Regions from separate parts of the Homo sapiens genome. Here regions 1 and 2 are each linked to region 3. Evidence: chromatin contacts called from ENCODE Hi-C or POLR2A ChIA-PET data. All regions are on one chromosome and are shown on one strand. The core of a region is the stretch at or near the end of the contact, and the rest is flanking DNA. Distances in the headings are between cores, read along the strand shown.

What was found. A loop is a pair of places that touch in the nucleus more often than their neighbours do. ChIA-PET counts read pairs that join two places held with the same protein, here RNA polymerase II (POLR2A). Pooled maps may share reads with other maps.
Region 1: a loop to region 3 is called in a map of Calu3, with 2.9 times the contacts of the local background. The contact joins two enhancer-like sites. A Hi-C loop is called at or near these places in 16 of 168 maps with a recorded cell type or tissue (A673, CD14-positive monocyte, Caco-2 and 11 more), 18 of 37 single-sample maps with no recorded cell type and 19 of 50 pooled maps. POLR2A ChIA-PET finds 5 or more read pairs at or near these places in 7 of 52 experiments (AG04450, H1, HepG2 and 4 more).
Region 2: a map of dorsolateral prefrontal cortex shows a loop between it and region 3 (2.1-fold over the local background). The contact joins the promoter of TCHP here to the enhancer-like site in region 3. A Hi-C loop is called at or near these places in 1 of 168 maps with a recorded cell type or tissue (dorsolateral prefrontal cortex) and 7 of 50 pooled maps. POLR2A ChIA-PET finds 5 or more read pairs at or near these places in 2 of 52 experiments (GM12878 and OCI-LY7).

What each region holds. Positions count from the first base shown.
Region 1 is chr12:110,336,876-110,340,903 of GRCh38, reverse strand. ATP2A2 (ATPase sarcoplasmic/endoplasmic reticulum Ca2+ transporting 2) reads right to left here. Exons shown (of 20, transcript NM_170665.4): 12 at 1,501-1,623; 13 at 1,183-1,401; 14 at 1-245. Among named protein-coding and RNA genes, the nearest start is that of ATP2A2, 58 kb to the right of the region's middle. RefSeq lists enhancers at 1-403, 1,811-1,910. Within about 2 kb of position 1,250, at least 7 of the 41 ENCODE cell types and tissues checked have a DNase peak (open chromatin) inside an H3K27ac peak, as active enhancers do.
Region 2 is chr12:109,898,028-109,901,685 of GRCh38, reverse strand. It overlaps TCHP (trichoplein keratin filament binding), which reads right to left and starts at 1,412. Exons shown (of 13, transcript NM_001143852.2): 1 at 1,260-1,412. RefSeq lists enhancers at 8-848, 849-1,689 and a silencer at 1,082-1,191.
Region 3 is chr12:110,107,342-110,111,416 of GRCh38, reverse strand. No RefSeq gene overlaps it. Among named protein-coding and RNA genes, the nearest start is that of IFT81, 15 kb to the left of the region's middle. RefSeq lists enhancers at 1,262-1,853, 1,854-2,445. Within about 2 kb of position 2,181, at least 22 of the 41 ENCODE cell types and tissues checked have a DNase peak (open chromatin) inside an H3K27ac peak, as active enhancers do.

The DNA.
Region 1 (4,028 bases), core at 1-2,500, 230 kb before region 3:
CAGGCGTCTCGCTGGGCGGAGGGGTTGAGTTCATCAAACTCCCGGCCTGTGAAAGCTTTTGACGTCACGTCCTCATCCTGCCCGAAGATGCCGATGCGGCGACAGATGGCCACAGCAGTGCCCTTGTTGTCCCCAGTGATCATGATGACCCGGATGCCTGCTTGCCGGCACAGCTTCACGGAGGAGGCCACCTCGATTCTCGGAGGATCCAGCATGCCCACGCAGCCAACGAAGGTCAGATTGGTCTAAAATAAGAGCATCACTTTAAATAAAAGTGGCAAGTTCTAGTTTTTGTCCCCTAGTTTGAAAAATGCCCAGTTAAACATTGAGACAGGTTTCTGCATTTTTTTTCTTTTTTTTTTTTTGAGGCGGAGTTTCGCTCTTGTTGCCCAGGCTGGAGTGCCATGGCGCAATCTCAGCTCACTGCGACCTCCGCCTCCCAGGTTCAAGAGACTCTTCTGCCTCAGCCTCCAGGGTAGCTGGGACTACAGGTATGCGCCACCACACCTGGCTAATTTTGTATTTTTAGTAGAGATGTGGTTTCTCCATGTTGGTCAGGCTGGTCTCAAACCCCCAACCCCAGGTGATCTGCCAGCCTCGGCCTCCCAAAGTGCTGAGATTACAGGCATTTGAGCCACCGTGCCTGGCGGTTTTTGCATTTTCTTATGAGAAAAAAAAATACCACTACACCCGTTATCAAACCATTCTTTAACTCTTGTGCTATTCTGAGCCCACAGTACCAAAGCTTCTTCATTTTGTTCATAGCTTTAGGATGTCACATCCTTGATATAAAAGAATTCTACTCTGAGTAGAAAAGTGGAAGTAATCTCCAACTTGGATCTTTTGACCTTCAGTAACTAATGAATATTCTAGAAATGTCACCAATTTAAAAAAAATCATGATTTAGATGAGAGGCAAAATGGGGTTTACAAGCTTAAGCTCATCTTGATTATTCTACTTTGAAAATATTCTACTTTGAAAATAACACTTTTATGAAATTATTAACTATGTATGTTTGAAGCAGCAAATTTTAAGGGTGACACAGCTGGCAGGCAGAAAAACAAATAACCACACCTCTTTCTTGGCAAAAGTGAGAACTGTTTGACCTTTTGCTTGAAGGAGTACTGTTTAAACACAATGAATCGTGCAGGGTGTGGACAAAGAAACTTTTCATTAGCTAACCTCATATTTAATAAAGTTGGCAGAGTCCTCAAGGTGCATTTCTTCTCTTCTCAGTGGGTTGTCATGAGTGGCCAGGGCCAGGCATCGCAGTGTGTCGCTGCCACTACCCCACTCTCGAATGACAGACATGATCTTCTGTTTGACTCCAGAGGTCATAGGAACCTTAGTACTTCCAACTCGAATGTGGGTGCACCTGTCAATGACACCTTCAGGAGCACCCTGGAAATGTTACAGATTTAGATAAACAATTTTGTTTTATTGGTTCACCGGGATCTTAACCCTGGCAAGAACATCTCAATTGCAATCTGCCATACTTGCCTTCACAAACATCTTGCTCATTGATGTCCTGCTTGGTTTATTTGGTGTACAGTAAACCGACATTGACTTTCTGTCACGTGAAAACTCTAGAGTGAATTCCTTTTTCATCAGCTGTTTAATGACCTACAAAGGGAACAAATATGGATACTACTGGGTGGCAATTTCTGAACTTTTTTACCTAACAAGCAGTAAGCACACCTATTACATGACAGATGCTAGGAATATAGCAATAAACAAAACAGACAGGTTTTTGCCCTCATGAAACTTGTCCCCTATTTTGGGAGAGACAGACTAAGATGCAAAAGTAACACAAGTGCTATAGAGAAAAAGGGAAGGGGGATAGAAAATTTGCATACATACATATGAACTGTTACATAAAGTGGCCAGAAGGCGGTGACATTTGAATAAAGATGGCCCCATGGGGCCTGAAAAGATGTGTGTGAACCCAGTGGGTGGTGGTGAAGACCCACCAGGCAGAGAACGGAAGTGCAACCTGGCAAGTCCTGGAATGGTAAAGGAGTGCCAACGTGGCTGGAATAGAGTTTACATGAGCAAAAGGTGAGGCAGGTAATGGCAGAGGATGGTAGAAGCAGGTCATTAAGACCTCAAAAGTCATTATGGGGCATTTGGCTTTTAAGACAAGTAAAACAGAAGACAACGGAGGGTCTCAAGCTCCAGTTGTCAAGAATTGGCTGAAGGTGGTCGGGTGCAGTGGATCACCTGAGGTCAGCAGTTCATGACCAGCCTGGCCAACATGGTGAAACCCTGTCTACAAAAATTAGCTAGGTGTGGTGGCAGGCACCTGTAATCCCAGCTACTCAGGAGGCCGAGGCAGGAGAACTGCTTAAAGCCAGGGGGGCAGAGATTCCAGTGAGATGAGATTGCGCCACTTCACTCCACCCTGGACGAAAGAGCAAACTCCATCTCAAAAAACAAAAGCATTGGCTGAAGGGAGACAAGGAATACCATTCAGTATAATGACACTGACTTAAACTAGGGAACGTTGGAGGTGAAGAGATGGCCCCAAGCAGAGCTGTCCACCAGAACTCTGTGAAAGATGGCAATGCTCTGTGGCCACTGTTCATGTGGCTGTCACACGTGATGGATAAGCACTTTAAGTGAATATGGCTAGGGCATCTAAGGAAGTGTTTTTAGGTATTCTAAGTAGTTTTAGATAGCTAGTGGCTACTGATTATAGTAATGAGACCAGAAGAGATCATGGGAGTAACTATAGACAGAAATGGCTGAGGACTATGGAGCCTTCACCTCCTGGTGCCTTGTGAAAGACCCAGCTACAAAGACCTCGAATGAGAGGCCAGGGAGGGAGAGCAAGTATGGGATCGTGGAAGCCAAGTGAAGAGGTGCTTCAAAGAGGGAGCGAGTGACAGCACCAACAAAATAGGAAGACGAAGACTGAGAATAAACCTTTGGCTTTATATCGTTACCTACAACTAAAGATACCCCTTCTCTTCCAGTTTTTGTACTTTTCTTGCCTATTACACAGACCAGGAATGCCAGTATAATACTGCATAGAAATGGTGAGAATTCTGTTATGTTAGCATGGTCTCTGTGTAAACACACTGTCAGCGTTAAAGACACACTTTTATAGTCTTAGTTTGGTGTGATAAGATGCGTTTCATCATATGCACCTACTGAGGTGACCTTATTGTTTTTTCCACCTTAATTTGGTTAATGTGGTGAGTTAATTATATTTGCTCCCACTGACACACATTTAAAAATCATCATAGAAATCCCCAAGAACATCAGCATCTAACCTAGGAAGCTACGGGAGGACTGAAGGCTGATGAACTGACTAGATGGGGCTCAGGGCCCTGCAGCGATCCTGCTGGCCTGCCAGCCACTGAACCGTCTCAGGCAGCAAAGGAATGGGTATGAGTGCTACGCTAGATTCTGTATCATCTCAATCACACGTGTGTTTAGTTTCAATTAAGCATTTGCGCCAATGGCACTGGGATGACTAAAGGAACACGCAATGATTCTGAGGAAGGCGTGGACCTACCCAGGTAAGAGGTCTTGGGCTGGGAGTGGGGGAGGGAAATCCCTTTCAGTACTAGGCTGGCCAAGAACCACAGACCTCACCAAACAAGCCATGGGGCCAAAATGCTGGACCTGCTCTCTCTGCTTCTAAACTACACATGGGTTCCTGCTGTCTCAAGTGGGAAGGGAGGCAAAGAGCTTGTGTTTGGAACTCCTTAGTGAATGAGCAGCATGACAGCTGTTTCCGATCCCTTGGCCAAGGGATGTGAAAAAGATGGGACAAGGGAGCTCTGGAGCAGGGAGACACAAGGATGACAGTATTGCCCGTACTTGTGTGGTCACTGGCTAGTGAGCCAGTGCTGGTTCAGCCCCATTACATGACTTGTTTCCCATCACTCAGTGGAGTAGTCAGAGGTCTAGAATCAAACGACTCAAACCCTCAATCTGTGAAGCTGTTTTCAGGCTGCCTCAGATTTTTAGTTACACCAACTAATAGATCACAGGCAGCGTGGCTCTGCCAGGATCCAACT
Region 2 (3,658 bases), core at 163-2,662, 210 kb after region 3:
TACAGAGAAACAACAGTTCCAGGTGCAGGGGCTCTAAATCTTTCATAAAATGTTAGATATGGGTGCTCTGCCCGACACCAACTCAAGGTTTTATGGTGTTATCTTTTGAGCAAAATCCTGGGAACTTCGTACATTGCTTGTTTCAGTACCTTATCAGTTAATTGGACTCTTTGATATGTTGAGATTCTGCTTACACAAGTTAACTCCTTGAGGAAAGGGGTGGGTAAGGAGTCCTTGATGTCTTGTAAATGAGGGAACCAGATGGAGTTCATCCGGCTTTCTCAACTAAGGGAGAGCTAATTCATGTGGAAACAAGGCTAGGTGATTAAGGGGAAAAAAAGAGTCTAAAAGCAAGGTTAGTAAAAACAAGGTAAGGCATTAAAAAACAAGGTTAGTAAAAACAACGTTAAGCATTACAAAGTGATTTGCTCAGGATCACAGAGCCAGGAAGTAAAGGAGATAAACAAGCTGGGTTCCTAATTCATGTCCGTCTGAGACCAGAGCCCAGGCTCTCTCTGCTGCAAGGGGCTGCCTGTTGGGACCAACCTGCCCTGGCTCTGGCAGTCCCCGGGGAGGGGACTGATAATAACACTCGGAAGTATGTTGGGCTACCATGGAGGACAGACCTTTCATCTTGCAGATGAAGAAGCTGAGACCTAGAGAGAGGAATTGCCTGAGCAATGTAGGGATACAGCTGGAGCCTTGAAAGCAGAGAGCAGTCTCACTCCAGGCACCAATTCCCCTGACCCAAAAGCTGTCCTCAAGTGTAGGGTCGATGCAGTGCCTGGGTAGGAACGCCGGCTGAATGAGCGAAAAGGCCTGGTGCACGCCAAGAATCTCATTCTGGAGGTCCTCCAGTTTTGGGGGCAAACACTCTGCGTCTATGGTCCAAATGTAGCCGGCAGGCTGCTAACGTGTGACCTCGGTCTCGAGACCGTGGCAAGCTTCACATACTTTTTTCCCGCTCCCGTAAAGCCGCCAGTGGATCAGTCTTTGCACCAAGAGTTAAAAGTTTAAGATTCCCGTCCCGGATTGGCCACCCACAAGGTGGGCTGCTCCCCGAACACGTCGCATCCCTCTCTCGACCTGAACATGCACGTGCAACAAATGGGGTCACAGCGCGTGGGGAGCGCAGTGAGGACCCCGGAGGCGCCCTGAGCTCGCGCCCGCTGACTGCCGCCCCGGTTCCCGCCCGCGCGGGCCGCCTGCGGGCCCCCGCCCTAACGCCGGATCCGGCCTAGTCCAACCCTCCGACTCACATTTCTCTGAGGCTCGGAGTTTCCGAAGAGTCCCCCGGCCCGACTTCCCGCAGGCACGAAGCGGGCCGGCCAGTCCCCCGGTGTAATTCCCAGACGCGCTACAGCAACGCCGGCTGTTTCCTCCCTGTTTGCACCGGCAACGAGCCCGACGACGGAGCGTCGCAAGGGCCAAGCCTCCTTCAGCGCGTAGGGAGCCTGTGTTTTTCTCTGGTGCCCCGTCGTGGCCAGCGGGAGATAAATAGCAAACGTCGCTGCTCCTTGAAATAGGGAAGCATGGAGGCAAAGAATCCGTCCATGCACTACACGTATTTCAGGATGGTGGTTACCATCACGTGAAGGTGAAGGTGGAAACCAGGGGGAAGAGAATGTAAGTCAGTGGTCCTCAAACCTGGCTGCGCGTGAGAATCACCAGATACCAGCCTGGGCAACACAGAGGGACTCCTGTCTCTAAAAAATTTTTTAAACTTAACCGGGCATGGTGGGACTTGTGGTCCCAGCTACTCGGGAGACTGAGGCGGGAGGATCAGTTGAGCCCAGGAGATCGAGGCTGCCGTGAGCCATGACTGTGCCACTGCACTCCAGCCTGGGTGACAGAGCCAGACACTGTCTCAAAAAAAAGAAGAAAAAATCCAGATACCTTTAAAAAATCCAGATGCCCAAACCAAACCCCAAATCCCATCTGAGAGTATCAGTGTTTTCCAAAATTCCCCAGGTGTGTTCAATGTACAACTTGGGCAGAGGCCTGCTGGCATAAGTAGATGGAAGTTATTGGTAACTTTTTTATTTTTTTGAGACAGAGTCTTGCTCTGTCGCCAGGCTGGAGTGCAGTGGCGTGATCTCGATTCACTGCAACCTCCGCCTTACGGGTTCAAGCGATTACCCTGCCTCAGCCTACCGAGTAGCTGAGACTACAGGCGCACGCCACCACGCCCAGCTAATTTTTTGTATTTTAGTAGAGATGGGGTTTCACCATATTGGTCAGGATGGTCTCGATCTCCTGACCTCGTGATGCGCCTGCCTCAGGCTCCCAAAGTGCTAGGATTACAGGAGTGAGCCACTGCACCCGGCCGATAACTTTCTATTATAGTCTTATATTGGTGGTGAGTTCAAAAGTGTTCATTCTATTAGTATGTTTTATAACTCGTGTGCTACAAGTATTACATGCCAACTATTCCATTAAAAAGAAAATGAAGAAAAATACTTGTTTGTTCTCTTTTCTTTCATTTTCCCATTCTTTCATTTCTTCTTCCCTTCATTTCTCCATTCTTTATTCATCTCTGTTTTTCCTGGATGCAGCATCATGGCCTCAGCTGGGTTCAGTGGCTTACGCCTGTAATCCCAGCACTTTGGGAGGCCCAGGAGGGTGGATTACCTGAGGTCAGGAGTTGAAGACCAGCCTGGCCAACATGATGAAACCCCGTCTCTGCTAAAAATACAAAAATTAGCCGGGCATGATGGCAGATGCTTATACTCCCAGCTACTCGGGAGGCTGAGGCAGGAGAATCGCTTGAACCTGGGAGGCAGAGGTTGCAGTGAGCCAAGATTGCGCTGCTGCACTCCAGCCTGGGTGACAAAGTGAGACTCCACCTCCAAATTAAATAAATAAATGAATACATAAATAAATAAATAAAATTAGCAGGCTGTGGTGGTGCACACCTATAGTCCTAGCAACTTGGGAGGCTGAGGTGGGAGGATCACTTGAGCTCAGGACAAGGAGGCTGCAGTGAGCCGTGATCACACCATTGCACTCCAGCCTGAGTGACAGAGTGAGACCCTGTCTCAAAACATGGTCTCTACAGTCAGAACGCCCAGGTTTCAAGCTATACCATGCTGGTGTAGTCTTGGGCAGGTCACTTCATCTGTCTGTGCCTCAGCTTCCTAGTCCATGGAATGAGAGTAAAAATAGAGCAACTTTCAGGCCGGGCCTGGTGGCTCATGCCTGTAATCCCAGCACTTTGGGAGGCCAAGGCTGGCGGATCTCTTGAGGTCAGGAGCTTCAGACCAGCCTGGCCACATGGTGAAACCCCCGTCTCTACTAAAAATATAAAAATTAGCTGGGCGTGGTGGCAGGCACCTGTAGTCCCAGCTACTCGGGAGGCCGAGGCAGGAGAATCGCCTCAACCGAGGAGACGGGGGTTGCAGTGAGCCAAGATCATGCCACTGCACTCTAGCCTGGGCAACAGAGCAAGACTCTGTCTCAAAAAACAAAGCAAAACAAAAAATAGTGCAGCTTTCTAGGGTTGCCCGTGTGAGAATAAATGGAGCATGCCCAGGAGTAGAGCATCCAGTGCATCCCAGGTGAGCCCAAACTTGAGCCTTCCTTCACATCCCCCTTTAGTTGGCACCTGTTTAATCAGGGTCTGTCCCACTGCGTGCATAAGAGTCCTCAAGTTTCCCTC
Region 3 (4,075 bases), core at 932-3,431:
TTTTTTTTGTAGAGATGGAGGTTCACTATGTTACCCAGGTGGGTATCAAACTCCTGGCCTCAAGCAATCCTCCAGCCTTGGCCTCCCGCTCGGTTTATAGGTGTGAGCCTCTGCACTGGGTCTTGACTCCACTTCTTTTTCTTTTTCTTTCTGAGATGGAGTCTTGCTCTGTCAGCCAGGCTGGAGTACAGTAGTGCAATGTCAGCTCACTGCAACTTTACCTCCCAGGTTCAAGAGATTCTCCTGCCTCAGCCTCCCAGGTAGCTGGGATTACAAGCATGTGCCACCACACCTGGCTAATTTTTGTATTTTTAGTAGAGACAGGGCTTTCACCATGTTGGCCAGGCTGGTCTCAAATTCCTAACCTCAAGTAATCCACCCTCCTCAGCCTCCCAAAGTGCTGGGATTATAGGCATGAGCCACCACGCCCAGCCTTAACTCCGCCTCTTGATGGGGGAGCAACATGTGCATTCTATGAATGGGAGAAGTTGTTGGCAGATGTTGGTGCAGACAGTCCACCACAGTTGTTTTTTCCCTTTTAATAAACATGCATGTGTGCGCATTGGTTCACATGATAAACATATCTCTTGCTGTGAGTCAAAGTCAAAAGGCTGGAAAAACACACTTCTATATCCTTTAAAAAATTTATTTCAGCCGAGGGCGGTGGCTCACGCCTGTAATCCCAGCACTTTGGGAGGCCAAGGCATGCGGATCACCTGAGGTTGGGAGTTCAAGACCACCCTGACCAACATGGAGAAACCCCGTCTCTACTAAAAATACAAAATTAGCCGGGTGTGGTGGCACATGCCTGTAATCCCAGCTGCTCGGGAGGCTGAGGCAGGAGAATTGCTTGAACCCAGGAGGCGGAGGTTGCAGTGAGCCAGAGATCACGCCATTACACTCCAGCCTGGGCAACAAGAGTGAAACTCTGTTTCAAAAAAAAAAATTTCTTTCATAGCCCTTAGTACTCTCTGACCTTAGCTTATTTTATTATAGATCTCTGCCATTCAAATGTAAGTTCCCTGAGGGCAGGGGCCTTGTCTGTCCTATTAGTCCTGTGTCCTCAGCACCTAATAGGGTCTGGCTGTTAAGAGGTGCTTAATAAATATCTGTAGTCATTGAGTAGGGTGTTGTTGAATCAGCTCTTATTTCTTGGGTGCTGAGCACTTAAAACATTATCTCATTTAATTTACTCAACATATATTTGAGCACCTACTGTGTGCCAGGCACTATTTGAGGTGATGGTGAAACAACAGGAAACAAAATAGACAATAATACCTGCCCTCAGTGAGTGTATTTTCACCATATAGTAGAGAACAGATTCACTGATACTATTTTGACAAAGAAGGAAACTGAGAGTCAGAGACGTCAGGCAACTTGCCCAAGGTCACACAGCTGTTAATTTCACCCTGACACCTGGCTCTTCTCCACTCTCCTGTAGATGTTGAATTTTGCCCAGAGATGGGCTTAGGTGGTTATGGATCTCAATTTCTGCAATTGTTTCCCTGAAGGACCAAACTTGTCTTTCTAGGAGTCAGACACAGGGCAGTGGGAACAGGTGAGTCCCATGACCTCAGAGTCCCTGCCCCTCCCACCCTTAGTTCCCCGACTCTGTGACAATGGCTCACACCTGGGGTGTTGCAGATTTGAGCCACAGATCCCAGTCACCCCCACTGTCTTATCGGCATGTGACATTCCCAAGTGGCTGGGGCGTGCAGGCTGGGCAAAGAATGCAGCCTGAACAAAAATAAACCTGTTACATTCCTTGGCAGCCCCCTGCCCCTTCCTGCTCTCCAGCCATCCATCCTCACAGCAGAGTCTGCCAGGGAAGGCAGAGAGAGGGCGAACAGGGTGGAGGAAGTCAGTGTTGCTACCCGGAGAGAGGGAGAGGAAAAGAGAGAGAGAGAGAGAGAGAGAGAGAGGAGAGGAGAGGGAAGAGAAAGAGAGAGAGAGAGATCACCTTATATGGGAACGTGTGCAGACAATATGTGGCAATGGCTTAAAGGGCAGCAGAGGTCAGATACCAGACAGATGGAAGAAATTAAACATGGGACAGAGCTTGTCCCTGAGCCCTGAAAACAGCTCTTGTTTCACAGCAAGTTCGCACAAAGCCTGGCCCATTTTCCTTTTTTGCCTAAGCCCTGCAAGATGTGTGTCCTAACCTCTCCGTGACTCTGAGTCAGGCCTCTCGACTCCGATTCTGTGGCTTGGCAGCGGTCTCAATCCTTTAAGGTCATTTATTTGACGAACAAAATTCCTCGTTGCAAATAAAAAGGAAAAGGCCAGGCCTATTTCTCAAGAGTTTCCAATATCTCTCCAAAGCACACAGATTAGTAGTTAATGAGTAAATAATCCTTCATTTCTCATGCATTCATTCAACAAAGATTGAGGACCTGTTACGCCTCAGGCACTGAGCCAGGGGCTGGAAAGATGGCAATGGTGACGATGATGATGACAATTAGCATTTGTTGATTTGCACTCATTTGATAAATATTTCAACAATTAATAATTTACTTTGCGCCTTTTATGATCCAGTCATTGATGATACAGAACATTGATCTACATCATCTGGTTCCTGCCCTTGTGGAGTTTACAAGGAAGGCGAGGGATATTGAACACATGATCCCATTGAGTCCTCACAATAGTTCTTTGAGTTAGTTTACTATTATCATCCCCATTTAACACAGAGTTTTCCAACCTCTGCACTATGGATATTTTGGGCTGGATAATCTTTGTCTTGGAGGGGCTGCTCTGTGCATTGTAGGATATTTAGCAGTGTCCCTGGCCTTCTACCCAACTAGGTGCCAGCTGCAACCATTCCCCTCCCCCTAGTTGTGACAACCAAAAAAATCTCCAGACATTGCAAACTGTCCCGGAGGAAACAAAATTGTTCCCAGTTAAGAATCACTGATTCCACGGATGAGGAAATAGAGGGTCAGGGCGGGCTAAGACATTTCCTAAAGGTCATACCGCTGGTGGGTAGGACTCACACCCTGGTCTACCCAAAGCCCATGGTCCTTACCACTGCAATGTGAAACTGTATTTCCTTGACAACAGATGATTTTGAGTTTGGATGGTTGTAGACTTCATTATCTCATCCTACAAAATGGAAGTTATCTGTGTTAATTTGGATCCTCTGGGAAGCAGATGCCAGGACAGGCTCAGACTTGCAGGGGATTTATCAAGGGAATCCCTGTGAAAGATAAAGGGCGGACGTCTTCAGACTGGGATACTGGGCTAACACCTGGGGAAAGAGACGGGGAAGGAAAGAGTGAGTAGGAGGAGCTGCAGACAGCAATGCGGGTCTCAGAAAGTTTTGGCTGGACTGATGAGGGCTTCCTGAACAAAGTCACTGGTAGGATGAATCTCAGGTCAGCAGCAGTGGGGCTGTGCTACCACCCCCGCTGTGCTGTCATTGGCTAGGAGCCATCTGAGGAAATATGGCCTTGGCGTGAACTTGGTGGATCCAGAGGAATGGGAATGAGGACTGTGAGTCAACTGTGCTCTCCGTGCAGACTCTCTTTTTTTTTAAGACAAGGTCTCACTCTGTCACTCAGGCTGGAATGCAGTGCCATGATCACAGCTCACTGCAGCCTCAACCTCCTGGGTTCAAGTGATTCTCATGCCTCAGCCTCCTGAGTAGCTGGGACCACAGACGCATGCCGCCACGCCTGGCTAATTTTTGTATTTTTTAGTAGAGCCAGGGTTTCATCATGTTGGCCAGGCTGGTCTCGATCTCCTGACCTTAAGTGATCCTCAAGTGATTTCAGCCTCCCAAAGTGCTGGGATTATAGTCATGAGCCACTGCACCCGGCCGTGCAGACTCTCTAGAGGGAGATGCAAGCCGTGCACTACATGGCTGTGACATCATCAAAGTGGTGCCCATTGGTTACATTCACCTTAAGGCAAGGAGACTAAAAAGTGGTGCACTTTTTAGGAGACTACCAGTGGTGCAGTGGGGAACAAAGCCAGGTTGGCCTTCTTTAAGCAAAAGTGTTCATTTTCCTTGCATTGTCTTGAGCTTCTTAGTGATCTTCAAAGTCAGCTCTGACTTGAGTTCCATCAGTGAGGAAGT